2 separate regions of the Homo sapiens genome follow, and region 1 is linked to region 2. Evidence: chromatin loops called from intact Hi-C (ENCODE). Cell type or tissue: CD4-positive, alpha-beta T cell. All regions are shown on one strand. Each heading gives the region's core, and the rest is flanking DNA. Links, peaks and the distances in the headings are about the cores only.

Evidence for each region. Hi-C counts contacts between places; a loop is a spot of excess contacts. Peaks named below come from ENCODE experiments on the same cell type or tissue, not always from the same donor. Only the 100,000 strongest peaks of a DNase experiment are listed, where the experiment ranks them.
Region 1: it touches region 2 in a loop (4-fold over the local background); 40 of 110 quality-filtered maps call a loop at or near these places.

What each region holds. Positions count from the first base shown.
Region 1 is chr6:20,084,208-20,100,319 of GRCh38, reverse strand. It overlaps MBOAT1 (membrane bound glycerophospholipid O-acyltransferase 1), which reads left to right. Exons shown (of 13, transcript NM_001080480.3): 13 at 1-636. Among named protein-coding and RNA genes, the nearest start is that of MBOAT1, 120 kb to the left of the region's middle. RefSeq lists an enhancer at 7,624-8,127. In CD4-positive, alpha-beta T cell, for the core only: CTCF peaks have their summits at 7,914 and 8,113 (motif pointing left); a DNase peak (open chromatin) is centred at 8,089.
Region 2 is chr6:20,285,197-20,301,308 of GRCh38, reverse strand. It overlaps LOC101928573 (a long non-coding RNA gene), which reads right to left. Exons shown (of 4, transcript XR_007059489.1): 2 at 6,834-6,933. Among named protein-coding and RNA genes, the nearest start is that of MBOAT1, 81 kb to the right of the region's middle. RefSeq lists a silencer at 9,312-9,613. In CD4-positive, alpha-beta T cell, for the core only: CTCF peaks have their summits at 9,212 and 9,411 (motif pointing left); a DNase peak (open chromatin) is centred at 9,428.

The DNA.
Region 1 (16,112 bases), core at 3,358-11,357, 200 kb after region 2:
GTACATCTTGCAAACTAGCAAAAATGGTAAATATTACCATTGGTGTGGAGTATGTGGAATAATCATATTACAGTGAAGTCTTTGAATTTACAATGTGATTGATGATCAGGTTTCACTGTATGTAATGTAAGTATCCTCATGTCTGAAAGAAGAACTTGGTAATGAGAGCAGAGGTGTCTGCTTTGGTGACCAGCTGCCCTGGTTTGCCAAGGACTCTCTCAAGCCCTCAGTCCTGGGCAAGCTGGGGCCATTGGTCCCACTAGTGACTGCCCAGAATTGATTACTCCTTATGGGATGAGGAGAAGTCAAACCTCTAGGAGTTGAGCTTATGGATGCTATATGTCAGACTTGGTGTTAGGCCCTGGGACACAAACATGAGGCTTTATTCTGTATAAAAAGAACAACACATAGGAGACTGATTAGCATCCTTTTTCTTCTGAAAACCACTTACCCATAGAAAAAGATTTCAACTGAGGACCAACATTTAGACGGAAGGTTGGGACTGTTTTTATTACCTTAGATTTCCAAGTTGTCCTAAATATAAGATGCAGTTCATAAATACTTATTGGAATGTGAGCTTTCAGTTGAAAATAAATACACTTTCTGGTTTTGTTTTTGAAAAAGCCAAATCTAAAATATTGCAGTTGTTTTTTTTTTTTGTACTTTGAAGGTAACTATATGGAGCAAGAATATTATTCAGATATTATTCAGTGGTTGCAAAAAGCAATAAATAATTCAGTCTGAGATTTTGACTGGCTAAGAGAGAAAAAGGCGGGAGAAGAAAACTGGAAGAAGAACAGAGGAGTTAGCAGGTGACCCCCAGAACTGGTGCGGCGTGTGTCCCTCCATTACTCTGCAGGCTCCCAGACGGTCCTTTTCAACTCCCACTGCACATTGGAACCACACAGGAAGCTTAAAGAAAGTGATTGATGCCTGGCTCCTCCAGGGACCACATCTTTTTTCTCTTCTTGTCTCTGGGATTTGGCATAGTGCCTGTCCTGTAATGAAGATTCAGTAAGTGTTTGTTGAATGAATGAGGGATTGAATGAATTAGTTTAATGCATCATTGCCCTTGACAGTTTTGACTGAGTCACTTTTGCACTGGGAAACATCATTTCTGCTTTTCAGAATTAGTTTCCGAAATAAAGGCTTGTGTTTTCAGGGAATTCTGAAAGTACATTACGTGATATAATTACTCAGGCAGCCAGTTTACATAGTCTGAACCCCTCTGGTCCACCCTTCCATTAATTAATGCATTCACTTATTTATCAAATGTGTCATGTCTGGTGTGGGCCTGGTACTCTGTGAGGCACTGCAGGTAAAAGATGCTGAAGTCCCCCATTCTCTGCTCTTGGAGAGTTCACGATATGCCCAGAAAGACATGATCCGGAGGAGTGCACAGTAGGAGTGCCCAGGAGAACTCCAGCATTCAGAAATTATAAAGTGATGGATTGCCTGATTCTTGTTTTCTTAGAGTGATCTCATTTTACAGTGTTGAGAGTTACCCAGGACAGCAGCATCACTGCTCTCCAGCCTCATGTCCAGGTGAAGTTAAGCTTGCCCTTGTGCTGAAATTGGGTATTGAGCTTGCAACATGTCAGTGCCAATCAATGCAGCAGGTACCCAGTGGAGCAGACTGATCTCTCATGGTTCCCCGTAGGGGTAGTAGGGTGGCCAATCCCCCTCCGGAGGGATCTTTAGTGAAGTTTGCAGACTTAGTGAAAGACTTCATGAAGCTCCAGAGGAAAGGTATTTGCTTAGAGAAGGTGCAGCCCATGTGAGCTTTGTCTAATGCGCTAAAATTATCTGACGCTACTTACTCTGTGCTAAGACAAAGAAAACTAAGTTATTGGCAGCTACTTTCACATGCATTCCTAACACAGTCTGTGAACTTGGCAGTATTCTCTTTTGCAAATGTGGAAAGCAAGTAGCCAGTAACTTGACGACAGTCATCCAGCTAGTTAGTGGAGGAGCTGAGGTTGGAATCCTGGTTTGGCTGACTCCAGGGTCCATCCCACCACCTGGTGCAGAGCACGTTCATTTTCAAAGAAACGGAGTTTTAAAGCTGGAAGTAACTCCAGCACTCACCTGGTCTAGTGGTTTCCAAATGCTGACCAGCTGGCCTTGTCACTTGGGGAGCTTGCTAAACACGCAAGGAGTGGGGAGATAGATTTGCTGTTAAGTTGCTGATGGTCACCATTCCCTTTTCTCAGGGGAACGGTGTGATTGATATCAACGTGGGATAATGGTCGTGTTACCATAACCTTCTTCCCAGTGGTTAATGGTGATTATATCCTGGTGGAATGGGGAGGTGAGAGCCTAGCTAAATTGTTTACATCAAAAAGAAGGCCTTTTGGAACATCTGTGATTGCTTTGTGTTCCTAAAAGACCTTTTGTTTAACATGGTTCTTTTAATGCATTTTGAGATATGCGAAGTTTGGCCTAGATTTTAAGTAGCTGGTATATGTAAACTTTGGGGAAATTGGGCAGAGACTACTCAGTGGAATAAAGAGATGGCAGAAAATTGGGGCCTGAGGAGAAAGGAAATTCCCAGTGGGTGGCCTGGTCAGGGAGACCTTTAAGAATAGGAAGGTGGAGAATTACTGGATTCTTACGTAATGTTCCCCTCTACTACCATAGCTGGAGACACATTTCATCTTTAAAAAGAGAACTAAACCTGTTTCTAGTTTAGGCTGGCATTGGGAGGAGATAAGAGAACAGACTAAAATATGCCCAGCAGTAACCTAAGCCTCCCTCAAGAATCAATCTCGAGAAATACAAAATACTAGCCATGGGGTTGGGGAATGGAGCTATGTTCTCCATTATTTGAATTTCTAAATCCAGGGGCATCTTATAAAGCGGTAGACCTTAGGGATCCGCAGGAAACAGATGCCCTCACAGATTTTTGATTACAAACAGACTCCTGGGTCCCACTCCCCAGATATTCTGATTCAGTTGGTCTGAAGCCATGCCTGGGAATCAGTATTCTTAACGAGCTTCCCACAAATTCTGATGTACAGCCAGGTTTGGGAAGTACTGGCTTCATCTTATTTTTTACATTTGAGGAAACTGAGGCTCAGGGTGGGTGGGTGGTTTAATGTCTTGCCCCAGGCATCACAGATCACTTCTGTAGCAGAGATGAGGGTGGAAGCACCTTCTCTTGACCCACTAGGGTGTACTTCCCACAAATAGCCATGCTTTCTCTAAAAAACACCCAGCACGGTGGGTCTCAGAGGAGCCCTCTATCTTTCCTGGGACATTTTCTCAGCTGGGAACACCCTTCTTAGGCCTGAAAATGAGTGTCCAGGTGAGGTGGGTGTTTCCTGGGGACCTATAAGTCTGCACTCTCCGAGTGTGGGTTGGCCTCCGATCCTACGCAGCCTCACAGACAGTTTTATTGTAACTGCTGATCCAACCTGTGGAGGCAGACGGGGAACAATTTTCTAGAAAAAAGCCTTTCTGTGTCCACATGGCCCTCAGGATCCAATGGCCCCTTTTGTTCTCGAACAAAGAAAATTCATAGGGGATATGCACTTTTGGCATTACGATTTACACTGTCTAAGCAGTTGCTGGCTACAATCAATCGTCCATTCATCCCTGGCTTTCTTTCGGTCTATTGTCTGCTTGATGGGCAAAATGGCCTTTCAGCATTTCCAGCTGCAGTCCCAGGTTGCAACTGTCTCTGTGTCCGCTGGTCTGGAAAAGCCACCAGATGCTGGGACAAGTTTTCTGCATGGTCACTGGTAACCTTTTCCCTCCAGTCCTCCATGCTGCTGCCTGGGACTCTTCCTGGTGAGCCCTTCAGGATGCTCCTCTTCATCAAAACTCCTGCCAGCTCCTGCTGTCTACACCATAAAACCCATGCCCTTCCCTTCCACCCTCACCAGCCTGGGTTCCTGGCCCTCCTTTCAGGCAGGCAGCTGTTCCATATGCAGCCAGCGTTTGTGACTTGGTGCCTTTGTAACTTTAAGTTCTGCTGCCTAAAAGAACAACATTTTTTGAATAGGCACTTCCCAAAGCAAAAAGGGCAGAAGGCCTTTTAGACAGAGAAAATGTGCCGTACAAGTTGCTATTTTTCCTGTGAAGTCCTTCTCACTTCTAGCTTCTGCTCATAGATCCCTGATAACACCTTGTGTTGTGATTAGCTTGATGTCATTTGTCCTTCCCCAACCAGATTGCCAGGTGCCTGACAACTCATTTCTTCATACCTGGCAAGTCTCTGACTCAAAAGGGTATTGGATCAATGTTAGTTGAACAAATGAGGGAATGAATGAATTCCATTAGCCATGGCAGGATTTTCTCTGGGATAATGAAGAGGGGCCATCTCGGATAGGTGGGTTGAGTTTGGGGTTCTGGCCCCTGCATTTAGTGACCAGCACTAGAAATGGCCCTAGTGAAATTGAGCCTATGGCTCTCTATTTCCTAGTCCCTTAAAGTCCAGGCTTTCCCTTGATGGTGGTGCTCAATCAAGTTCTCTGGGCCTCTAGGATTCGGGTGGGGTAAGTCCAGCATGCTGGAACGAAGTTCCTACGAGTTTTCCATTTCCTGGGAGTCCATACTGGACTTCCGTCTTTTACAGCTTTTGGTAGTTAGTGGTTCTGTTAGAGACTATGTAGTGTCTCATTGTCTGTATAACTGAGAATGTATTCATCTGTGCTCCTCCCGATGAACTGGCTAGCCCTGCCATAACCAAGTACCACAAGCCGCATGGCTTAAACAACATAAACATTGTCTCATGGTTCTGGAGGTTAGAAGTCTGAGATCAAGGTGTCAGCAAGTTTGGTTTCTTCTGAGGCCTCTCCTCTTGGCTTGTGGCTGCTGTCTCCCTACTGTGTCCTCACATGGTCTTCCCTCTGTGTGTCTTGTCCTAATCTCCTTTTTTTTTTTTTTTTTTTTTTTTGAGACGGAGTCTCGCTCTGTCACCCAGGCTGCAGTGAAGTGGTGCAATCTTGGCTCACTGCAACCTCACCTCCTGGGTTCAAGGGATTCTCCTGCCTCAGCCTTCCAGGCAACTGGGATTACAGGCGCCCGCTACCATATCCGGCTAATTTTTTTGTATTTTTAGTAGAGACAGGTTTTGCCATGTTGGCTAGGCTGGTCTCAAACTCCTGACCTTAGGCGATCCGCCTGCCTTGGCCTCCCAAAGTGCTGGGATTACAGGCATGAGCCACCATGCTTGACCATCTCCTCTACTTATAAGGTCACCAGTCATATTGGATTAAAGCCCACCCTAATGACCTCATTTTAACTTATTTACCTTTTCAGAGACCTTGTATCCATTCACATTCTGAAGTCCTGGGGGTTAGGACTTCAACATATGAATTCAGGAAGGATACAGTTCAACCCATAGAGACCTTTAGTGGTTCTTGCTGTTTCTGTGGTAATAAACTGTGCTATGGTGAACGTTCTTTTGTATTTCTCTGGTGACAGGGTGGACATCATGCAGTGGCATTGCAGGATCTTAGTGTAAAGAAATGCACTCTCAGCTTGCTCGGGTGCTCTTGTTCTCCAGCTGGTTGTATGCGTTTTTTCTTTCCCCAAAATGTGTAACAGTTTTTCTTTGTCCACATTCTCATCAGTACTTGGTATTAGCAGACTCTTATGTTTTGCCAATTGGATCAGTGAGAAAAAATGTATAGAGAAATGTAATTCTCAGGCCAGGTGCGGTGGCTCATTCCTGTACTCCCAGCGCTTTGGAAGGCTGAGGTGGGTGGATAATGAGGTCAGGAGTTCAAGACCAGCCTGACCAACATGATGAAACCACGTCTCTACTAAAAAATACAAAAATTAGCCGGGCATGGTGTTGCACGCCTATAATCCCAGCTACTCAGCAGGCTGAGGCAGGAGAATTACTTGAACCTGGGAGTCGGAGGTTGCAGTGAGCCGAGTTTGTGCCATTGCACTCCAGCCTGGGTGACAGAGTGGGACTTGTCTCAAAAAAAAGTAATTCTCCCTGCTAGGCCTACCTTCAGCTCTCTGTTTTCATCATCTGGATGCAGCCAGTGTTATCTTCTTATGTGGCCTTTCAGAGAAATTCTGTGCCCTGCATCGAGCTTTTCAAGTTGTTGCAAATGTTTTACATCATAAGCATTTCTCCATATTATTGCAGAAACTTCCTAAAAGTTGTTTTTGATGGCTGCATAATAGTGTGTAAATAAATGTGCTATAATTTTGAAAAGCAGTCCCCTAATGGTTGGGCATTTGGTTTCTGCTGCTTTATTTAAAAAATATATTCCTTTTAGAAAAATTTGAAAATACAGAAAAGGAATAAGGCATCTATAATCCCAGCCCCTGTTGGCATTTTATTTCTAGTTTTTGTGTTGAAGGTTTGTTTTGTTTTGTTGTTTTATATTTCTGGTTGTTCTTTGGTATCGGCATTTATCTGTGGAAAAGTCTAATGCTTCCTATAGAGTTTGGAATTTTAATTTTCCATTTAACTTTACAGGATGAGAATGTCCACATGCCATGAAATCTCCCGTCTCTTTCTCTCCTGCTCTAATGAGCATAGCAAGGAATGAAATCCAGTGAAGTTGTAATGGGGGTTGACTTGAATGCGGTTAGGTAATTTATTTAATTTTAAGTGGAAAATCACTTGCAAACCTTAACTCTTTAAACTATTGCTAGTAAGAAATGACTTTTACATATTGTATAGTCCATCACAATGTGGAGATTGAGGCCTCCTTCTCTGAACCGTTTAACCCTTTGCCTGGCGAGTGACTGTTTGTTTAGCCTCTCAGTAAATGGGATGTATTTGTTCTTCCTAAGAAGTTAAGGTGGCGATTGCTGAGCATTCTAAGCATTCAGAGTGTGAATGAATGAATGAACAAATAAATGAATGCTCGACTTCCTAATTCAACATGGAAATCACCAGAAATTCTTGATTAATTCTTCCCAGCTTTAGAGCATTCAGCCTCAGGCTTCATTTAAAGTCTACATTTTTTGCGGTATCTCTTGAGGTAGATTTAAGAGAAAACAAGGAAGTGGTCCCAAAACGTATGCAAAATAACTAAGCCTTTCTCAATGATGAACAAGAAATTCCCTCTGTCCAAAGGATCTAAAATTCTTGACTTGGAATGGGATTTTTCTGAAGTGGTGTGAAATATGGACCTTTAAGGCAAAACAGCTTTTTTGGCCTATAAAGTTGAATGATCCCCAAACCCACCAAGCAGCTTCTTTTTATGAATGAGCTTCCTTCCTTCTCAGCCCCATCAAACTTGAATGGCTAATTGATGAAGATTATTTATCAACAATTTCAATAAGAAATGTTAGGAAGGGGAATCTAATAGAGAATGCCAATAAAATACATCAAACTCTAAAACTTTCTAGGACTGTTAAAAATCAATCTACAAGCATCAGTTGATCTCATGAATAAAATATTTCCATCAAAATAAATTTGAAGTTTATTTTATCAATGTTAAATATAGCTGAAGTTGAAATATCAAGCTTGGTTAACATTATTTTGGTGTATAAAAACTTTTAAGAACTTGAAATGATGATTTGCAAACTGGAGTCTCATGATACTTAAAAAAAAATACCAATAAGCCCAGGACAGCCCTGAACTGAATAATTAAATGCATTAATAGCTTATGTAAACTCACTGCAGTAATTTGAACCTTATTCCCGGTAAGGAAGGTGTGAGGCAAACATTTCAAGAAGAAAGCACTATTTAAAACCCCAGTGTGCTGCCTTTTGGATGTTGCTGAATCACTGTTTTTTTGTGAATCTGAAGCAATGAGAGAGGTAGAATTACAAGAAAGTGCTGAGAGAAAGCTTTGCAAACAGAGCAGGGTAACAGAGTAGTCAAAGTGTCAATCCTGCCTTTGTTTTTGCTGAGAAGTCCCTGGAAACAGGTGAGTGATTGACTTCTTGATTAATGCTTCCCAGCTTAAGAGCATTCAGCCTCAGCCTTCATTTAAAGTCTACGTTTTGCAGTATCTCTTGAGGTAGATAGACTTAAGAGAAAACAAGGAAGCAGTCCCAAAACACATGCAAAATAACTAAGCCTTTCTCAATGAGGAACAAGAAATTCCCTCTGTCCAAAGGATCTAAAATTCTTGACTTAGAATGTGATTTTTCTGAAGTGGTGTGAAGTAGTGACATCTTGTGGCCATGTGAGGTAATTTCTGATGATTTCCATGTTGAATTAGGAAGTCAAGCATTCATTTGTTCATTCATTCATTTGTTCATTCACACTCTGAATGCTTAGAATGCTTAGCAATTGCCACTTTAACCTCTGGTTTTTTTTTGTTTGTTTGTTTTGGAGATGGAGTCTTGCTCTGTCGCCCAGGCTGGAGTGCAGTGGTATGATCTCGGCTCACTGCAACCTCCGCTTCCTGGGTTCAAGCGATTCTCCTGCCTCAGCCTCCTGAGTAGCTGGGACTACAGGTGTGTGCCACCATGCCAGGCTAATTTTTGTATTTTTTAGTAGAGACAGGGTTTCACTGTATTGGCCGGGCTGGTCTCGAACTCCTGACCTCGTGATCAGCCCGCCTCAGCCTCCCAAAGTGCTGGGATTACAGGCGTGAGTCACTGTCTGGTGTTTCTTTTGAACAGTAAATGATAGTCTTTCGGAGTAAAGGTCAGATTTTAATGACCCTATTGCTATAGGGTCAAATAATGAATTGTTTCCCTGCCCTGTCCTCTCTCCACTGTAGGAAAAAAGCACACAGGAGGGTGTGTAAACTCCAAGGAGCAGAGATGCTGAAGGCAAAATAGCTTCATTTAAGGCAAATTTCTGCCTCTACATGCTGTGTGACCATAAAAAAAGTGAGCAACCGGCTCTGAATACTTTTCTTCTTAGGAGGAATGCTAGCAATTATAATTACTCTTCAGAATTGTGGGGATTAAATGAGTTAAACCATAATATGAGTTATGAAGCTGACAGAATTCTCAAATGATGATATAGTGGAAATAGGTCATTGTGATATGGGGTCATATAAGTTCTTTGGAGATCAAGTTTCTTGTGTGTAAAAGGTGGGTATTAAATAAGCTGACCAGCATGGTTGCTTCTGCTTCTAACATTCCATAATTTGATGTTTTTCTTCACACTCTTCTGAACCTCTTTATTTCCAGTAGTGAGCTTCTCAACACTTATTTTTTGGCCTATAACTTTGTAGTATTTTGTTTCCTAGGTAATAAGTTCTGAATGACTTAAAGGAAAATACAGGTGTTTTATATGTTATCTTCCACCACTGACATTTCAGTTTTATGGTTGGAGCAGTTAGGCAAGTTTTTTTTTGCGGGCGGGGAGGTAGGGGAGCGGAAGGATGGAGTCTCACTCTGTCGCCCAGGCTAGAGTGCCAGTGATGTGATCTCAGCTCACTGCAACCTCCACCTCCTGGGTTCAAGCAGTTCTCCTGCCTCAGCCTCCGAAGTAGCTGGGATTACAGGCGTGCGCCACCACAACCAGCTAATTTTTGTATTTTTTGTAGAGACAGGGTTTTGCCATGTTGGCCAGGGTAGTCTCGAACTCCTGACCTCAGGTGATCTGCCCACCTCAGTCTCCCAAAGTGCAGGGATTACAGGCCTGAGCCACTGCGTCCAGCCATTTAGGCAAGTTTCTGAATTTAGAAAGAAGCACAAACATTCTGGCAAATATTGAAGTCTTCACTCTGTGCCTAGCAGACACAATAAATAACATGCCTTGTTCACACACGGAAGTGTGAAGTAGGCATAGGTTCTCTTCTGGCCCATGGTTACTAGGCCAAGCAATGCAGTGAATTAATCTTTCTAGTTCTTCCTTCCCAGCTCACTTGTTTCTCAACAAAACCTGGGACTTGGATAAAATTCACAGATTGAGTTTATGTCTTACCATCGTGGGGGAAAATATTTCGAAACAACCTATCTTTTAGGCAAGTCTATTCTTTCCTTCCTCCCTTCATTTTTTCTCTTTCTTGTGATTAGTTTTCTAAACACTGCAAGACTAGTTCCAGAACCTCATGAAAAGAGGTGACACTCTATTTCATCCCACGTTTTGTTTGTAATTCAGTTTATAAAGTGCTTTCTCTTACATTATTTCCTTTGTTTCCCAAACCAACAATCTAAAGTTAGTGGAACCAGATGTTACTATCCGTTTTAAAATTAGGAACCTGAGGCCTGAATAACTTGAGTGAGTTTCCCATGGACACACCCACAGTAAGTGATGGCAACAGAATCGAAACCCTGGGCTTTCCCCTAGGACTTAGGTCAGGCGTCGCCAAACTGCTCAAGTTCATTTTAAGAATTATATTGGCAGGGCACGGTGCCTCACACCTTTAGTAACAGCACTTTGGGAGACCGAGGCAGACGGATCACTTGGGGCCAGGAGACCAGCCTGGCCAACATGGTGAAACCCCATCTCTACAAAAAATACAAAAATTAGCCAGGTATGGTGGCACATACCTGTAATCCCAGCTACTCGGGAGCCTGAGGCAGGAGAATCACTTGAACCTGGGAGATGGAGGTTGCAGTGAGCCAAGATCATGCCACTGCACTCCAGCCTGCATGACACAGCGAGACTCCATCTCAAAATAAATAAATAAATAAATAAATAATTATGCCAAAAATTCTTCTTGTGCTACTTGAATAACTTATAACTTGTATTTAAAATTTGTTTGTTTTGGTCATGTAAATAAAATTGGGAAGCAGAAAAAGTAAGAAACAGAAAAAAATTGTTTTTTAAGCTTTGTTAATCTCCGAATGATGGATAATCCCTTTAGAGAGAAGGAAAGGCCGACAGACAGTCTTGGGTTATTTCCCCATATGTAGACCCTGAGATGAGGATTGAATTTAAGTAAAAGTAGTTTGTTTGGGAAGTGATCTCAGGAAGCATTTGGAATGGGGAGGTGAGGCAGGGAAGGGACGGATGCTAATGCAGAGTGCATTGATTAGCAGATGACCACTGTGGGCTCTGGGGCTCAGCACACCAGGTAACTCTGTGAGACTGCACAGAGCACACCTCATTCATTCCACTGGAGAGAAGAGGAGGCTGGGGTGCTCATGGACCAACTCTCGTTTGTCACTGACACAACTCCCAGCATCATAGAATGTCCTGGAGGTAGGAAAAGCATGCTCAGCAGTTGGAGAGAGCCCCTTGGCGCAGTTGTAGAGGATTGCAGTAAGAAGCTGCTGCCTGCACAGGAAACATGAGTGTTGAGAGTATGTGGGCAGGGCACGCTAGCCCTGTCCCCTCTACCCATACACCTGCTCTGCCTGTGTCTTACGTGATTACCGACTGTGATTCACACATCTAGCACCATGCAACATGCTAACGGAGACGCAAAATATTTGTAAGGATCTAGTACCTCTTCTTATCACAATAGGTTGATTGAAAATCCGTGCACACCTGAAAAAGTAGCACAGTAAGAAGGCTTATTGTCAAGTGTCAAAATGAGTAAAGCGGACGTCAAATACTACAGAGGCTCAGAGAAGGGAGTAATCAACTGAGAAGTCTTGCTGAGGAATTTGGGTGGGAAGAATGAAGCTTGAATGTGGGACCAAACAGGCAGGTGTGCCGCATCCTTCTCACCTGTCCTCTATACAATGGGAAGTTGAAAGTTTCCCCCTCCTCTGTCAAATTAATATATGAAGATAAGGCTGGGCACAGTGGCTCACGCCTATAATCCCAGCACTTTGGGAGGCCAAGGCAGGCGGATCACGAGGTCATGAGATGGACACCATCCTGGCTAACACGGTGAAACCCTGTCTCTACTAAAAATACAAAAAATTAGCTGGGTGTGGTGACACGCACCTGTAGTCCCAGCTACTTGGGAATCTGAGGCAGGAGAATCACTTGAACCCAGGAGACGGAGGTTGCCGTGAGCCGAGATTGTGCCACTGCACTCCAGCCTGGGCAACAGAGTGACACTCTGTCTCAAAAAATAAAAAATGATAAAATAAAAGAAGATAACTTAAAAAATAGTTTAGAGGCTTATGAGGGAATGTGATTAAAGGTAGATCTAATATTTTTAAAATAATTGATTAAAATAATTGATTCAAAGTGACAAAGGTGCTACTACTACTACTAAACCAGATGGGTGGGGTACTGTTAAAGTCATGCTTAAAATTTATAGCCTTAAATTTATATGTTAGGAAAGAACAAGGTATGGAAATAAATGATCTAAACTTTCATCTCAGAGGTTAGCATCACGTAAGAAAATTAAACTCCCCAAAAAGTTAGAAAGGAGAGAATAAAGGTAAGAGGAAAAGTTAATGAAATAGAAAACAGTCAATAAAGAGGATCAGTAAGACTGAAAGTTCATTCTTGAAAAAGGAGCAATAAAATTGATAAACTCCTGGATATACTGATTTAAGAAAAATAGATAGAAAACACAAACAACTATTACCAGGTATCAAAAAGGAGACAATACCATAGATCCTGATGCAAACAGGATCCTTTTCAAATGCAAATTTAAAAGATTATAAGAATATCATGAACAGCTTTAAACAGTAAGTTTGATGAGTTAGATGAAATTGACATGTTCTTTAAAAGGTCACAACTGACCAAAACTGACACAACAAGGAATATAAAAATCAGAATAATCTTATAACTATTAAATAAATGGGATCTATAATTGCCAACTTTCCCACGAGGAAAACTTTAGCCTCAGAGTCTCAATGGTGAATTCTTCCAAATATTTAAGAAAGAAGTAACGCTAAACTTTTGCAACTTTTTCAAAGAATAGTAAAGAACAAAGATAATCTCTAATGTTTGAATAACCTTGATACAAAATATAACAAACATTATAAGAAAACTACAGGTGAATCCTACTCAGAAACCCTGAACAAAATATTAATGAAGTGAATGGAGCAATATGTCAAAAGGATAATAAACCTTGCTCAGATTGGTTGATTTTGGGAATGCCAGTTTGGTATATAGCATGCTCACAGAATAAAGAAGAGATATTATAATGATCATTTTAATAGGTACATGACAAGCAATTGGATACATTCAAGATCTACTCAAGATGTTAAAATCCTTGGCAAGTCAGCAATAGAAAGGAGCTTCTTTTATCTAATGAACACACAAAAACCTATAGCAACCAACATGTGATAGTGAAAAGTTGAAAGCTTTTTCCTTGAAATTAGGGACAAGAAAACATGTATTAGAATTACTAGTAAATGCAATAAGGCAAGAAAAAGAAATACAGGAGAAAAGGGTTGGAATGGAAGAGATTTTTTATTAAATAGAGTTTTATAGTTTTATACATAGAAATCCTATAGGAAATACATACAGATAAGTTATTAGAATTGATAAGTGAGCTTAGCAAAATCATGAAATACAAGGTCTATATACAAAAGTACTTCCACAATACATATAAAAGAAAAAAGCAAAAAATCCAGACAAATAAATACATATTACAGGACCCCATTTTATGTAAAGTCCAAAAACCAAGAAAAACTCAGGTATATTATTAGAAGTCATGACAGTTACTTTTGAGGAAGAGGAAGGTGTAGTGATTGGGTGTGGGCAGAAGAGGTGCTTCTAGGGGGCTAGCGCACTCTTTCTTGATCGAGATAGTTTTTCACAGGTGTTCACTTTGTGATAACTGAGCAGTACACTTATGTTTTGCTCACTAATTTACATGTAGGAGAACATTTAACACAATAGAAATCCCGGTAGACCAGTTTAGTAAGCAATAGTATCTATAAATAACATATAATTTTAACTTTAGAAACATTAAATTATTTGAAGGCAATTGGAAGAAAACCAACCAGCATTAATTTATAAGCACAGAATCCACAATCAAATTGTGGCAAAAAGTAATTTTGCCATTACTTTTAATGGCAAAAACCACAATTACTTTTGCACGAACCTAATATAAATAATGAAACCTAAACATGTGTCTTTAACAATTTCTGGAATACTACAGGTGCATCACTTCTTCCATCCTCTCTGGTTACATCTGTGTCATTAGTTATGTAATTATGTATGCATGTGTCACATCTGTGACACTAACGGATTGGTATCTCTGCCTGGAGGAACCTGGGGTCTGAAAAAGGTGCTTGGTAAATTGACCTGGGATTGCAGTGACCTTAGCAGCCTCTTGCTTGGAATGCTCTTCCTGCACACTGCTCTGCCCTTTTCTGCTCCTGCTCCTTCCCCAGTCCTGCCTTCCAGAGGCACCCAACTTCAACTCTGCATATCTTTCTTCAGTTATTTCATCTCCATATTTCTACTTAGCATCCTACTGACATTTTTTCATTTACCCATTTTAGACCTCATTCGTTTCGTTGACTTCCTATTATGGTTCTTTGTACCTCTTTAAACCTCTATTCACTTAACCTTCCTCTACTCTCCTAAGATTCAATATTTACATTGTGTTCTTATGTAAATATTGTCCACCCTGGAGCCAAGTGGTGTGTCATGATAACATTTCCTTTCTTGAACAACTTCTATTTTGCCTAGATTAATAATTGTCTTGTCTATCATTTGCCCAGTTTTCTTTATACCTATTGGTCATCCTTCCCAACTATCTCATATATCTCATGAGTGTCTCTCAGTATTATTTCTCACATGGTCAATATCTTCAGAATATTGATCAATTCCACTTTTAACCACCCCACCCCCCCAGAGATACCTTCCTGAAGCCTTCTGTTTTCCTTCAATCTAGACTCCTTGCTCTCTTGGGTGGCTGCTTATCTTCATCCACCTGGGACTTGCCTTTGCCACTCTCCTCTATTGAATCCCCTGTTTCTTGGAGTCTTTTGCATAACTCTTTCTTGGTTTTCTCCATTTTTTTTTTACTTCAATCTTTCTTCTGATGCTACTCCACTGGAGTAAGAGAGAAAGATTGTTCAGGAGAAAGATTGCATGAGACATGATGTCTAGTCTACTCAAAACTTTATTAAGAGGTTGATAGGGTATAGAATTTATGGATGAAAGCCATTTTCCTTTAGAAGTTTAAGGAAAAATAAACCTCCATCAGTTGCTCCATTGTAGATTGTTTTTATTTTTGGCTCCAGAAGTTTTTAGTTATAGAAATGTGTCATGTTTTGATATTTCTTTATGTCTTGGTGTGGGTCATTCTTTATTTACTATTCTGGACATTCGGTAGATCCTTGCAATATGCAAAGTCAAGTTTCCACAGTACTGGGAAATTTTCTTTTATTATTTATTTGAAAGTTTCCTCCTTTTGCTATCCCTTCTCCCTCTCTGGGACTCTTATTAGTCATACGTTAATTTATAGTTCATTATTCTTATTGAATTTAAACATTTCATGTGCTTGATTTCAAATGTTTTGTATTCTCTAATTGTTCCCTTTTAATGGGAATTTGTTCACTTATCTCAGAGGAAGAACAATGACAGGCAACCAACAGTGAGCCCTACAACTATGAAAAAGGGACATGGGACTCAACTTAGTGTGAGGGAACAGAGAACGCTTCTTTGTAGATGTGACATCTGTGCTCAGCTAGGCTTAACTAAGCAAAAAGGAAACTGGGGGGCACACATTCCGGGAAGAAGGAAGAGCCTATGTAAAAATCCTGAATAGGGAAGGTGTGCAGTGCATTAGCAAAGAACTGAAAGTGGCCAGTGTGATTAGAGTTGAGAGCAAGGGGGAAAGCAGCTCATAATGAGGCTGATAATGTAAGCAAGAACCAGACCATTCAGGGCCTCTGGCTACATTAAGCATTTCAGAGTTTATCTTAAAGGCATGAGAAGTTATTACAAAGTTCAAAGCAGAGCAGATCATGTAATGCTAAATTTTATGGGTGAAAGTTTGATGAGAAACAGGATATTTATATAGTGTCAAAGTACTTTGCCACAAAATACTTACTGACTGCCAAGGGAAAAAAAATAAATAGAGAAAGCTATCAGACACCACTCTAACCAAGTGATCAAAGTTACCATTACCACTAATGGATGAATCAGCATCATGTACCTCCTCATGTAATGCACTGAGAAGAACATAACATCACTCTGTGATACTTCTGCTAACAACGCATGCCTGGATCAGATTGTGGGAAAACATAAGACACACACAATGGGAGGGACATTCTACAAAGTTCCCTGTATTCTTTTAAAACACACACACATACTTACACAGTGAAGTATCAAAAGACAGGGAAAGACTGAGGAACTGTTCCAGGTTGAAGGAGACTGAGGAGACATGGCAACATGTGATCTGGGATGG
Region 2 (16,112 bases), core at 5,536-13,535:
CTCCTGCTGGCCTGCAAGCCCCGCGCAGTCCTGCTCGCGCTTCTCTCTCCACACCTCCCTGCAAACTGAGGGAGCCGGCTCTGGCCTTGGCCAGCCCAGAAAGGGGCTCCCACAGTGCAGTGGTGGGCTGAAGGGCTCCTCAAGTGCCGCCAAAGTGGGAGCCCAGGCAGAGGAGGCGCAGAGAGCGAGCGAGGGCTCTGAGGACTGTCAGCACGCTGTCACTTCCCAATACCAAAGAACTCAAATGGACTGCCAAAGCACAACAGAAGCAATTAATATCAAAAGAGAACCTTTCCAGGACATGTGAATTATTCATTTTTCTAAATTTTTCCATTTCTGTTTCTGCATTACTACAGGACCTAAAAGCAGATATGCTATTCTATAGAAGTGGTTCTCACAGTTTAATGTGCTAGATTCCTGGTCCATGTCACCCCCCACCAATTTTGATTTAGTTGGTCTGGGATAGGACTTAAGAATTTGTATGTGTATCATGTAGCTCCAGGTAATTTTGATCCAAGTGATACCTACTGACCATATTTGGGAAATTGAAAGTGAATGCACTGAATTTCTGCATAACCTATGTTCCACTCGGTCATGTTGAAGGTAGATACAATAACTTTTCATATGAAGAAATGTTTTGCATCCCTTGTGAAACTATTGTTTTTCATGGTGTTATTCGATATATTTTATGGGTCTTTTATTTTTGATATGCAGTCTCGCTCTGTTGCCCAGGCTAGAGTGCAGTGGCGTGATCTCGGCTCACTGCAACCTCCTCCTCTCGGGTTCAATTACTTCTCCTGCCTCAGTCTCCTGAGTAGCTGGGATTACAGGTACACGCCACCACGCTGCTAATTTGTGTGTGTGTGTGTGTGTACTTTTAGTAGAGACGGGGTTTCACCATGTTGGCCAGGCTGGTCTCAAATTCATGACCTCAGGTGATCCGCTGGCCTTGGCCTCCCAAAGTGCTAAGATTACAGGCATGAGCCACCGTGCCAGGCGTCTTATGGTGTTTTTTTTTCGTTTATTTGTTTTTTGAGAGGGAGTCTCGCTCTCTCTCCCAGGCTGGAGTGCAGTGGCGCGATCTAGGCTCACTGCAAGCTCCGCCTCCCGGGTTCACGCCGTTCTCCTGCCTCAGCCTCCTGAGTAGCTGGGACTACAAGCGCCCACCACCGGGCCCGGCAAATTTTTTGCATTATTAGTAGAGACGGGCTTTCACCGTGTTAGCCAGGATAGCCAGGATGGTCTCAATCTCCTGACCTCATGATCCGCCTGCCTTGGCCTTCCAGAGGTCTTATGGGTCTTTTATATCCGAAATTATATGACAAATATATCTGAGGATTTAATGACAGAAAAAAGTTTTCCTTTTCCTAGAAAACTGATGTTCTTTCAATTAACAACCAAGAGAATAAAAATTATCTCTTTTTGTCTTAGACCATAGGAATCCCAGAAAATAAATACATATCTCATTTCAGGTTCTTAGCTGATTTTTCCCCCTTGCCTCTTCCTCAATATGGCTTCTGAATTTGCTTTATGATTCAATTTTTAGCTGTCTTGATGCAAATAGCTTTTTATGATAATGCTTTCTCAGAAGCAGGGAAGGGAAATTATAAAAATATAAATAAATATATATATTTTTTTGAGATGGAGTCTGGCACTGTCGCCCAGGCTGGAGTGCAGTGGCGCGATCTCAGCTCACTGCAAGCTCTGCCTCCAGGGTTCACGCCATTCTCCTGCCTCAGCCTCCCAAGTAGCTGGGAGTACAGGTGCCCGCCACCACGCCCGACTAATTTTTTGTGTTTTTAGTAGAGACGGGGTTTCACCGTGTTAGCCAGGATGGTCTCGATCTCCTGACCTCATGATCCGCCCGCCTCGGCCTCCCAAAGTGCTGGGATTACAGGCGTGAGCCACTGCTCCCGGCCTAAATAAAATATTTAATGTGATTGTAGCTTCATGATATTACCAACAGTTCTCTCTTTCCTGCACTCAACTGCAAGCCAGGGTCCAGTGTTGACCTGGGCAACTCTTCTGGCTCATCCAGTTCCTCATAAGAATTTTTTGCTTCTCTCATTCCGTGTTATGTATATCATCCTAATTGAGCTGAGCCCATGGTGGCCTTTCTTTCCACTTTCCTGATGCCTGTTCTTTACTGACTTTCTCAAACATAACAGTGCTGCTTGAATCTGCTGTCTTCAACAATGTCTAATGTTTTGTATTTATTCATTGTGAAAATTGCATTTATTTCCCAAAAATCTTCATTACCAAAAGCTGGAAACAACAACTTCAGTGTCCTTCAATGGGCAAATGGATACATAAACCATGGTGTATTCACAGAACAGAATACTACTCAGCATTATGCTATGTGAACTAAGCCAGTCTCAAAAGATTACATATCATATGATTTCATTTATTTGAGATACTGGAAAAAGCAGAACTACGGGACAGCGAATATGTTGCCAGAGGTTGGGGTGTGGAGAGGGTCTGAGCAAAGGGGGAACATGAGGGAATTCTTTAGGTGTTGGAATGTCCTGTTTGTGGTAGTAGTTACAAGAATCTATGCATGTGTTAGAACTCATAGACATGTATACCAATGTGAATTCTATTGTATGTAAATAAAAGCAAGCCACATACTAGGAGAAAATAATTGCAAAACATGTATTTGATAAGGATGTATATCCAGAATATTTAAAGAATTCTCAAAACTCAATATAGAAACAAACAACCCAGTTAAAAATGGCAAAAGTTTTGAATAGATACTTAATCAAGGATCATGTACACATGGCAAGGAAACACAGGAAAGGATGCTCAACATTGTCATTAGGGAACTGCAACTTAAAACCACAATGATTTAATGAAATCCAACATTCTTCTATGATAAAATCCTCAACAAATTGGGTATAGAAAGAACATACCTCAAAATAATAAAGGCCATATATGACAAATCCACAGCTAACATATACTGAACAGGGCAAAATTAAAAGCCTTTCCTCTAAGATCTGGAATAAGACAGGGATGCCCACAGGGATCACCACGTCTATTCGACATGGTACTGGAAGTCCTGGCCACAGCAATTAGACAAGAGAAAAAATAAAGGGCATACAAATTGGAAAGAAAGAAGTCAAATTAACCTTGTTCACAGATGACATGATATCATATTTTGAAAAACCTAAAGACTCCACCAAAAAAAACCTATTAGAACTCATGAACAAATTCAATAAAATTGCAGGATACAAAATCAACAAAAGAAATAAGTAGCATTTGTATATGCCAACAGTGAACAATCTGAAACAGAAATCAAGAAAAAAAACCCATTTATAACAACTACAAAAAATATAAAATACCTAGGGATCAGTTTAACCAAAGAAGTGAAAGATGTCTCCAAAAATTTTATAAAACACTGATGAAAGAAATGGAAGAGGACACACACACACAGAAATGGAAAGATATCTCATGCTCATGAATTAGAAGAATAGTGTTAAAATGTTAATACTAACCAAAATGATCTACAAATTAAATGCAACCCCTATCAAAATACCAATTGTATTCTTCATAGAAATAGAAAAAAAAGATCCTAAAATTCACATAGAACCACAAATGACCTTGAATAGTCAAAGCAATCTTGAGCAAAAAGAACAAAGCTAGAGACATCACACTATTTGACTTCAATTTCAAATATTTGACTATTTACTACAAAGCCATAGTAACAAAAACAGTAGGTAGGCCAGGTGGTGACCTTGGTGGCTCACACCTGTAATTCCAGCACATTGGGAGGCCAAGGTGAGTGGATTACCTGAGGTCAGGAGTTTGAGACCAGCCTGGCCAACATGGTGAAACCCCGTCTCTACTAAAAATACAAAAAAACTTAGCCAGGCATGGTGGTGGATGTCTGTAACCCCAGCTACTTGGGAGGCTGAGGCAGGAGAATCACTTGAACCTGGGAGGTGAAGCTTGCAGTGAGCCGAGATCACACCATTGCACTCTAGCCTGGGTGACAAGAGTGAAACAGTGTCTCAAAATAAACAAAAACGAAATAAAAAAACAACAGCGTGGTACTAGAATAAAAACAGACACATAGACCAATGGAACAGAGTAGATAAGCCATAAATAAGTCCATGCATTTACTACCAACCCATTTTGACAAAGGCTCCAAAAACATACATTGGGAAAAGGAGAGTCTCTTCAATAAATGGTGCTGGGTAAACTAGATAACCATATACAAAAGAATGACGTTAAACAACTATCTCTCACCTTGTGTACACAAAAAAACTCAAAATGGATTAAAGACTTAAATCTAAGGCCTGAAAGCATGAAACTACCAGAAGAAAACACTGAGGAAATGCTTTGGGACATTGATCTGGGCACAGAGTTTTTTGGGTAAGACCTCAAAAGCACAGACAGCAAAAGCAAAAATTGTCAAATGGGTTTACATCAAGCTAAAAAGCTTCTGCACAGCAAGAAAACAACAAAGGGAAGAGAATCTACAGAATGGAAGAAAATATTTGCAAGCTATTCCTCTGACAAAGAATTAATAAACAGAATATATAAGGAACTCAAACACCTCAACAGCCAAAAACACACACACAAAAAAAATCTAAAAGAAACAGGCAAAGGATCTGAGTAGACATTTCTCAATTGAAGACATGCAAATGGACAACAGATATATGAAAAAGTGTGCAGCATCACCAATCATCAGGGAAATGCAAATCAAAACCACAATGAGACATCATCTGACCTCAGTTAAAATGCCTTTTATCAAAAAGACAAAAAATAATGGATGCTGTCAAGAATGTGGAGAAAGGGGAATGAACGCTTACTTGTACACTGCTGGTGAGAATGTAAATTAGTATAGCCATTCTGGAAAACAGTTTGGAGGTTCCTCAAAAAACTAAAAACAGAGCTACCATATGATCCAGCAATCCCACTGCTGGGTATATATCCAAAAAGAAAGGAAATCAGTATGATGAAGAGATATATGTTATTGTAACACTGTTTACAATAACCACAATACGGAATCAACCTAAGTGTCCATCAACAGATGAATGGATAAAGAAACTGAGGTGCACGTACACAATGGAATATTATTCTGCCTTAAAAAGAATAAAATCATGTCATTTTCAGCAACATGGATAGAACTGGAGGTCATTATGTTAGGTGAAATAAGCCAGGCACGGAAAGACAAATTTTGCGTGTTCTCACTCGCATTTGGGAGCTTAAAAAGTGTACCTTATGGAGGCAGAGAGTTGATTAGTGGTTACCAGAGGCTGGGAAGGGTAATGATGGAGAGAAAAAAAGAGAGGTTGGTTAATGGGTACAAAAATGCAGTTAAATGGAATAAGATCTCTTGTTGAATAGTGCAGTATGGTGACTATAGTTAGCAGTAATTTGTTGTATAGTTCAAAATGGCTGGAGGAGTGGAATTAGAATGTTCCCAGCATAAACGGGGTGAATGTTTAGAGTGATGGATGTCTCAATTGCTCTGGTTCAATCATTACATATTGTATGCATGTGTCAAAATACCAAATGTACCCCCAACATGTGTACAATTATGTATCAATAAAAAAATCTCATGAATAATTTTGAATATTGTTTATAGATGGAAACAGTAGTTTTTTGCATATATTAGCTTAATTAAAATATGCTTAAAATTTTAAAACCCGCAATAAATATTTCTATTTTAATTGATGAAATAATAAAAATTTTAAAAACTGACAATACTGTGATCAATAATGAGGTGTAGAAAAAAAAAGAAAAAATGGATAATACCTAGTGCTGGTGAGGATGCAGAACAGCTCTAACTGTCATTTATTGCTGGTGGGAACATCAGATGTTTACAGCCACCTTAGAAAATAGTTTGACATTTTCTTTTTTTTTTTTTTTTTTTTGACATTTTCTTAAAAAGTTAAGCATGCCACATGATCCAGCGATTCCACCTCTATGCATTTACCCAAGGAAAGTGAAAACATGTTTATACAAAAACCTGGACATGAATGATTATAGCAACTTTATTTATAATTGTCCCAAACTGGAAACAACACAAATGTTCTTCAGCTGGTAAATGGATAAACATACTGTGATTTACCCATACAAAGAAAGACTGCTCAGCAAAAGGAACAAACTACTGATATATGCAACGAAATGGATGAATCGCAAATGCATTATGCTAAGTGAAAGAAGCTGGATTCAAAAGGCCATATACTGGATGATTCCATTATGACATCCAGAAAAAGAAAATCTATAGGTACAAAAAAACAGATCAATGATTGCCAGAGTCAGGCGGAGGTACTGGCTACGAAGGGACACCAGGAGATGTTTAGACACAGAGGGATAGAACTGATCTATATCTTGATTACGATGGTGGGTACATTACCATATGCATTAGTCAAAACTCAGAGATTGATACACTATAAAGAGTAAATCTTTTAGTATGTAAGTTGAATTTGTATTATGTTCAGTAATCAATATGGTCCTCAGAGCTGGAAGAACTTGACAGTTTGTGAGTTTCACTTTTGTTCTTTCAATTGTCTTTCCTGTTCATATCAATCCAAAAAGCGTTGCGTGTTTACATGTATCATCCATCCTGCTAAGCATTTCTAAGATTACAAAAGAAGTTTAAAACTAGGTTTTTGACCTCGAGTTGTTCATAAGTATGAGGACAGGCATTGCAATTAAGACTTTATCTGGTAAGTAATAAATGGTCATTATAAGTCCCTAAATACAGAGATGACTAGTGAATGCAAATCTTAGGTCAATCAGAAAGTTCTGATTGTATAGTGTTGTATAGATTATAGCTGGGAGGTACCGAAGGGGAAAACTCTTTAAGAAATAATTGCACTAACCTGGAAGTGAGGTGGGTGATCAGAATGCAGACAGGGAGATGGTGCTTCTGGATCCCTGGCTGGCAGATTAAGCACATATTCAGGGACAAAGCTGGGGCACCTAAAAATGAGAAACCCTCAGCTTTCATTACAGGTTTTACAGACCTTTGTAACTTATAAAGAAGGGCACCATGCACTTTTTTGTCCTGGGACAGGCCCTAATCTGTCTCTGTCATGACAGAGGAGATGGAAAGAAAGGGCTAAATCCAAAGACACTAAAAAGAGAGGAAAAAAAAAAAGACTAGAATTTAAGGAATGAAGTAGAGTAGGGTTAAAACAGTGATTTTAGAGTTATCTTGGAAGAATTTAGCATCAATAAACAGAGAACACTGATCAAAAAGGTGGGCGGAGATGTATGATTAGAGAATGGGTCATCCAGTTTGGAGATGTTCTCTTCACCCCAGCTGCTCTGCGCTCCTTTGCCATTCCTAGAACAAGCAGGCACACTCTGGTTGCAGAGCCTTTGAACTGACTGTTCCCTTTGCTTGAAATGCTCTTTCCCGGGCCAGCGCAGTGGCTCACACCTGTAATCCCAGCACTTTGCGAGGCCGAGGCGGGAGGATCACCTGAGATCAGGAGTTCAAGACCAGCCTGAACAACATGGAGAAACCCCGTCTCTACTAAAAATACAAAATTAGCCTGGCATGATGGTGCATGCCTGTAATTCCAGCTACTTGGGAGGCTGAGGCAGGAGAATCACTTGAACCTGGGAGGCAGAGGTTGCAGTGAGCCGAGATCGCATCATTGCACTCCAGCCTGGGCAACAAGAGCGAAACTCTGTCTAAAAAAAAAAAAAAGAATTGCTCTTTCCCCCACGGCTACATGGTACTCCCAAACCTTTTCCACTTCTTTATACAAGCCATACCTTCTGCATGAGGCCCACCTGACCAACCTGTTTAAAACTGTAACCACCCCTCCCAAGTCTCTATAGCCTGTTGGTTCTTTTCTTTTTCACAGCATTTACTGTCTTCTTGCCTGCTAGGATGCTTTAGTCACTTAGAACACCTGTTGTTTACCGTCTACCTCCTTTTGCTGGAATGCAAGCCCTTAAGGGCAGGGATCATTAACTATTTTGTTTATAGTTAAGTTGCAAGCACCCAGAATACTCCGCACATCCTAGGTGCTCAATAAATATTTGTGAATAAGTAAACCATGCTAATTAACATTTACTGAGCATATTCTGAGACTACATATTTTGCCATGTGCTTTAAATCAGGCATCCCCAACCATGGGGCCATGGACTGGTACCCATCAGTGGCCTGTTAGGAATAGGGCTGCGCAGTAGGAGGTGAGCCAAAGGTGAGTGAGCAAAGCATGTGTATTTATAGCCACTCCCCATCACTCACATTACCATGTGAGCACTGCTTCCTGTCACATCAGCAGTGGCATTAGAGTCTCATAAGAGCATGAATCCTATTAAGAACTGCGCATGTGAGGGATCTAGGTTGTGAGAATCCTTATGAGAATCTAATTCCTGATGATCTGTCACTGTCTCCCATCACTCCCAGATGGGACCATCTAGTTGCAGGAAAACAAGCTCAGGGCTCCCACTGATTCTACATTATAGTGAGTTGTATAATTATTTCATCATATGCTACAATGTAATAATAATAGAAACAAAGTGCACCAATAAATGTAATGAGCTTGAATAATTCTGAAACCAACCCCCTCCCCGTCCCATCTGGGGAAAAATTGTCTTCCAAGAAGGCAATCCCTGATGCCACAGCAACTGGGGACTGCTGCTTTACATTATGTATATCACTGAATCTTTACAACTGCTTTATGGAGCAGGTACTATTATTATTCCCATTTTACAGATAAGGAAAGAGACTGGCAGAGTAAGAGACTGACCCATGGTTACACATAGCTACTAAGAATTGGAGCCAGGGTTCAAACCCAGACACATAGACCCCAGAGCCTGCTCTGGCCACGTCCTAGTTGGCTGGTGCCAAGAAGCTCGGCAGATTCTTGGTTGGCTGGTACATTGAAAAGATCAGATCTGTGGGTTGCATTTGTCAGTGGAAGCCATTTGAAAGAATGAGTTATGCAAGAGCAACCTAGTGCTGACGATATGGGTTGATAAAGAGGCTAAGACTGCTGCTATACTTGCACCCTTTGAAAAGATAATAAAACTGGAATGTAAACTCATTTTCACTTCTCAATAGTTTATAAGGAATACAAGGCTTAAATTCACATTTTTAAAAAAGGTATATGCAGGTTGAATCCCTTTTAGTCTCCACTTTTCAGCAAAGTTTACCGAAAATAAAATCCATTTACTGCTGACACTGGAATTGCCTTGTGTGGGTAGTTCATGTGGCTTCTATTTTACTCTATAGACAGGAAAATTTGTTATTCTTTATACACTATCTCTAAGAATTTATTATTGAAATGGGATTAACAACATAAAAATAGTACTGAAGAAAAGCAGATCTTAATTTGGATCGTGTTTTATCAATTCCAGGAGCAGCCCATGATTATAAAAATACCTTCAACCTCCTTAAACATGGATTCACCCTTCCGGTGTGGGCTTAGGGCAGGGTGACCTTTCCCTTTTGATGACCGCCCTCTTGTGGTGAACTGTGAGTATGCACGTCTCCATCTTCAAGATGCTTTGTGAGACGGGAACAGTGTTTTGTACAGAGCATTCCCTGACATCCGGGGTGAGGAGAAGTACTCCCTGCATGATCCTAGTTCTTGAGTAGTCTCTGATGTTCTTTAAACATAAGGGCAAATGTGTTGTTTTTATTTCTAGACTTTATTTTTTGACCGTGTATTTTTATGCCCACTGCTGTTACTGTGACCAATTTTAGTTATAATTATTTTCTCTTTCTATTTTATGGAGGATAATTAGCGAATGGAAATAGAAAAAAATTTAAATAGGTTTAAAAAGGCTTTACATTTTAAATTCGAAGTTCACTCCTTATCCAGAAAACTCCCCATTTTTGTGTTAAAAGCATAAAAAATGTATGTTTAAGGATGAGAAATAACAGAATGTCTTGGGATTTTGAATTCCTCTCATTCAGAAGCTGTCTGAAGGTCAGTGGGAAAATGAGGTTTGGAGGTGATGTAGAATGATTGTGTAAGCTCTCAGCATGTGTCGCTCATGCATGGACACTTGATACTATGCCTCCTGGAAAATGATCATGGATGGTATGCGGAGACCCTACTCCTGATTGCAATCCGTCATATATAATGGCTGCCATTTTAATTTCACTAAATCAAGGGTCAACGTCTCAGGCTTATTTTATGATACACTGAAAAGGTTTTGGATCTTTGGAGTCAAAGAGAACTGAACTTAAATCTAAACTCTGACACTTACTGTGACTTTAGGCAAATTATTTAATCTCTCTTGTTGCAACAAAAAGACAACAATTCCCACTTTGTAGGGTCAGGTAACTCAAAGGAGTCAATGAGTATGTAAGCTGGGCCAGAGCCTTTTGCGGAAGTCATTGCACGAAAGCTCCCTTCCCTCCTGCCTCCCCACCCGCTCATCGCTTATTTATTATAGTGTAGCTGGGAAGACAAGACACACACTGAAATATGGAACAGGCAGAAAATAATAAATTGAAAATGATTTGGTGTGTACACCCAGATTTCCTTATATTATCAATTTGTCTTCATATGTTTGGAGGCTATATCAATAAAGTCTATAAATATGGAATTATATCTTCCTGGAGAGTTGAGGCTCTGGCAAACACTTTCACGTAAGGTAAACCCTAATAATGTTGTTTTCCTGAGAAGCTCGTTTGTTTGATATTCCATGAGTACGCCAGCTCTCTTTTGGCTAATATTTGCCTGGTTCAGGTCTGTGATTCCATATCTGCAGTTCTGAAAACCAAAAAGCTTGGAAAACAAAGTTATTTTTATAATTCTTTTGGCAGCAAAACCTGATCTATGCCAATGTAACACTATAGTCTTATTTATTCTACTTAGTGTGAATATTTATGTTTCTTTCAGAAATATTACTGTGTTTGATTATGGGGTGCTGCCTCAAACTCCACTGTGTTAATGTATAACATAGACCCTATATTAATTTCTTAAATTAATCTGAATTTGAAACACATTTGGCTCTAGGGTTTGGGTTAAGAGTTTGGGCTGCACTGTCTATAAATGTCTTTCTGTCTTCTTACGTTTTAGGTATGTATCTTTAAGTAACATTTAGCTGGATTTGCTTTTAATCTAATATAACAATCTGTCTTTTAAATGGAAGATTTAGGCTATTTAAATCTATTTCTGGCCGGATGCAGTGGCTCGCACCTGTAATCCCAGCACTCTGGGAGGACGAAGCAGGCAGATTGCTTGAGCCCAGGAGTTCTAGACTAGCCTGGGCCACATAATGAAACCCCACCTCTATTAAAAATAAAAATAAAAAAAATTGGCTGGGTGTGGTGGCACATGCCTGTGATCCCAGCTACTCAGCTACTCAGGAGGCTGAGGTGGGAGGATGGCTTGAGCCGAGAGGTTGAGCTGTGATTGTGCCACTGCACTCCAGTCTGGGTGACAGAGCGAGACCCTGTCTCAAAAAAATAATAACAATTATAAGATAAAAGATTAAATAGAAAAATCTATTTCTGGTGTGTTTGAATTTTTCTGTCCTCTCTCTCTTTTTGCTTTCTAAATGTTCCACTTTGTCTATAGTTTTCTCATTTCCAGCATTCTATTGGATTGAGCTTTTTTTCCCCCAAGTTTTTGCTTAATTAGCTAGGAAGTTATATACCCTCTTTATTCTCGTAATGGTTACTTTTGAAATGTTTTTCATGCACATTTAACTTATGAAGTCCAAAATTATTCCATATCTTTAGCCTATGTTTCAAAAATTCCAAGACCTTTCATTGCTCTAGCTTTGGCCGTACTCTTCCAGCTTACAATGCTATTGTCTGGTATTTTCGTTATATCTTATTTTCTAATCACAAAATTCAACATTATTATTCAATAAAGATATTTATTTCTATTTGTGCCTCTATTTACTAATTTGTTTGCACATCAAACTGTTTATCAAACGTATATTTTTTGAACAGTTACTATAGGCCTGACTCAACAGTGAGCAAAATGAAGTATCTGACATACAGGACTTAAATTCCAGCTCATACTAACTGTTTCTTCTTACTTTCAGATCTTCCTTCTGGGATAATTTTCCCTCTTCTTCCTGTATATCTCTTAGATGTTCTACTGGGGGTTTGTTGAATCTTAATTCTTTTTGCATTTTAGATAGCTTTATTGAGATATAATTTGCATACCACACAATTCCCCTATTTAGAGTATATAATTAAATGTTTTTTAGTATATTCACAGATATGTGCTATCATCACCACAGTCAATTTTAGGACATTTTCATAACCTCTAAAAGAAACTTTAACTGTTAGCAGTCACTCTATAGTGGATTGAACAGTGTCCTCCACAAATTCACATCTACCTGGAACCTCAGAAAGTAACCATGTTTGGACATAAGGTCTTTGCACATGTAATTAGTTAAGATGGGGTCATACTGGATTAGCATGGGCCCTTGAGCCAGTAATGAGTGTCCTTATAGAGGGGAGAGGACACACGGAGAAGAAGACCACGTGAAAATAGAGAAGGCTGGGCGCAGTGGCTCATGCCTGTAATCTCAGCACTTTGGGAGGCCAAGGTGGGTGAATCATCTGAGGTCAGTAGATCGAGACCAGCCTGACTAACATGAAGAAACCCTGTCTCTACTAAAAATACAAAAATTAGCCGAGCATGGTGGTGCATGCCTGTAATCCCAGCTACTTGGGAGGCTGAGACAGGAGAATCACTTGAACCTGGGAGGCAGAGATTGCGGTGAGCTGAGATCGCACCCTTGCACTCCAGCCTGGGCAACAAGAGTGAAACTCCATCTCAAAGAAAGAAAGAAAGAAAATAGAGAAAGAGATTGGAGGGATGCAGCTGCAAGCCCAGGAACACCAAGGTTTGCCAGGAGCCACCAGAAGCTAGAAGTGGGGAAGGAAAGAGTCTCCCCTAGAGCCTCCGGAGATAGCACAGCTGATATCTTAGATTTAGCACTTCTAGCCTCCAGAACTGAGAGACAATACATTTCTGTTGTTTTAAGCCATCCAGTCTGTGGTAGTTTGTTATGGCAGCCCTGAGAAACAAATGTACTCTCCATTTCCCCGTTCTCCCAGCACCTGGCAACCATTAGTCTGTTTTTTATCTCTATGGATTTACCTATTCTGGACATTTCATATAAATGGAATCATGCAGTATGTGTCCTTTTGTATTTGTATTCTGTATTTGTATTTGTATTCTGTAGCTGAGCATAATATGTTCCAGGTTATTCATGTTGTGGCATGTGTCAATGCTTCATTTTTTTTTTTTTTTTTTGAGACAGAGTCTCGTTCTGTTGCCCAGGCTGGAGTACAGTGGCATGATCATAGTTCACTGTAACTTCGAACTCTGAGGCTCAAGGGGCTCTCTTGCCTCAGCCTCCTCAGTAGCTAGGACTATAGGCATGTGTCACCACACCAGGTTAATTAAAAAATTTTTTTTGGGCCGGGCGCGGTGGCTCATGCCTGTAATCCCAGCACTTTGGGAGGCCGAGGTGGGCGGATCACCTGAGGTCAGGAGTTCGAGACCAGCCTGACCAACATGGAGAAACCCCGTCTCTACTAAAAATACAAAAAAAATTAGCCAGGCATGATGGCGCATGCCTGTAATCCCAGCTACACGGGAGGCTGAGGTGGGAGATTTGCTTGAACCTGGGCGGCGGAGGGTGTGGTGAGCCGAGATCGCGCCATTGCACTCCAGCCTGGGCAACAAGAGCAAAACTCTGTCTCAAAAAAAAAAAAAAAAAATTTTTTTTGTAGAGATAGCATCTTGCTATGTTGCCCAAGCTGGTCTTGAACTACTGGCCTCAAGGGATCCTCCCACCTTGGCCTCCAAAAGTGCTGGGATTACAGGCATGAACCCCTATGCCCAGCTGATACTTCATGTCTCTTTACAGCCAAATAACATTCCAGTGTAAGGATATACCACATTTTGTTTATCCATTCATCAGTTGATTCACATTTGGATTGTTTGCAGCTTTTGGCTTTTATGACTAATGCTGATATAAAATTCATGTACAAGTTTTTGTGTGGACATATGTTTTCATTTCTCTTGAATATATTCTTAGAAGTGGAATTGCTGGGTCATCTGGTAAATTCATGTTTAATCATTTTAGGAACTGGCAGTTTGCTTTCTGCCATTTTACTTTCCCACCAGCAGTGTGTGTGGTTTCCAGTTTCTATCCATCCCCACCAACGCCTGTTATTATCTGACTTTTGGATTCTAGCCACCCTGCTGGTTGTGCACTGGTCACTCATAGTGGTTTTGATTTACATTACCTTGATGACTAATGATGTCAATCACCTTTTCATGTGTTTATTGACAATTTGCATATTTTCCTCAGAAAAATGTCTGTTTTGATCCTTTGGCTAATTTTTAAATTGGCTTACTTGCCTCTTTATTTTTGAAGTGTGTTTTTTATACCTTCTAGATGAACATCCCTTATCAAATATATGATTTGCAAATATTTTCTTCCATGCTGTGGAAGACATTGTATTTTCAGTTTCTTAGTTGCATCCTTTGAAGTGCAAGTTTTTAATATTTATGAACTCCAATTTACGTATATTTTCTTTGTTGCCTTTGTGTCACATATAAGAATCCGTTGTCAAATCTGAGGTCATGAAGACCCCTCAGTTTTCTTAGCTGTAAAACTCTTATAATATTTATGACTGTCATTCATTTTGAGTTAATTTTTGTGTATGGTGTGAGATAAGAGTTCAGTTTCATTCTTTTGCATATATGTTTACCCAGTGGTCCCAGTGTCATTTGTTGGAAAGACTATGTTTTCCCCATTGAATGGTGTTTTACGTTTTTCAAAAATCATGTGGCCATAGACACACAGTTTTATTTCTAGACTCTCAATTCGATTCCACAAATCTGTATGTATATCCTTATGCTAGTACCACACTGTCTTGACTACTGTTGCTTTGTAAAAGTTTTGAAATCAGGAAATGTGAGTCCGACAACTTTGTTGTTCTTCTTTAAGATTGTTTTGGCTATTCTGGATCATTTGTAATCCCATACCAGTTTTGGAATCAGCTTGTCAATTTCTACAAAGAAGTCGGTTCTGGGATTCTGATAGAAATTGCATTGAATCTGTACATCAATTTGGGGAATATTGCCATCTTAACAATGCTAAGTCTTCCAATTCATGAACGTCAGATATACTTTCATTTATTTACATCTTCTTTAACTTTTTTCAACAATGTTTTATAGTTTCAGAAGTGTATATTGTAAATTTCTTTTGTGAAATTTGTTCCTAGGTGTTTTATTCTTTTCAAAGCTATTGTAAATGGAATTATTTTTTAAAGAATGTTGTATTTTTGGATGGTTCGTTGTGAAAGTATAGAAATACAATTGATTTTTGTATATTGATCTTATGTTCATCACCTTGATGAGCACATTTATTAGTCCTAGTAATTTTTAGTGAAGTCATTAAGATTTTCTAGATACAAGATCATGTTATCTATGAAAACGTTAGTTTTACTTTGTCCTTTCCAATATGGATGCCTTTTCTTTTCTTGCCTAATTGCCACAGCTATTCTATGTTGCATAGAAGTGGTGAGAACAGACATCTTTGTACTTTTCTTAATCTTAGGAGGAAAGTGTCCTGTCTTTCATCATTAATTACAGATTTAGCTGTGGGTTTTTTCATAGATGCCCTTTATCAAGTTGAATAAATTATCTTCTCTTCTCAGCTTGTTGAGTGTGTTTAATCCTAAAATGATGTTGGGTTTTGTCAGACATCTTTTCTGCATCTATTGAGATGATCTTGTGGATGTTGCTTTCCATTGCTATGGTGTTTTTCATTAGTTGATTTTTGGATGGTAACCCAACCTTATATCCTAGGATAAATCCCACTTGTCATGGTGCATCATTCTTTTCATACATTGCCAGATTTGGTTAGTACTTTGTTGAGAATTTTTGCATTCATATTCATGAGATAATGTTCTTTGATTTTCTTGCAATGCCTTTGTCTAGTTTACTATTAGTCCAGTTAATACCAGACTCATAGAATGAGCTGGGAGGTGTTCTTTCCTCTTGTATTTTTTGGGAAAAGTTTATGAATTATTGGTACTAATTCCTTAATGTTTGATCAATTTCAGTGGCGAAGCCACCTGGGCCTGGACTTTCCTTTGTGGGTAGTTTTTTTAAAAAAATTATCTCAACTTTTAATTT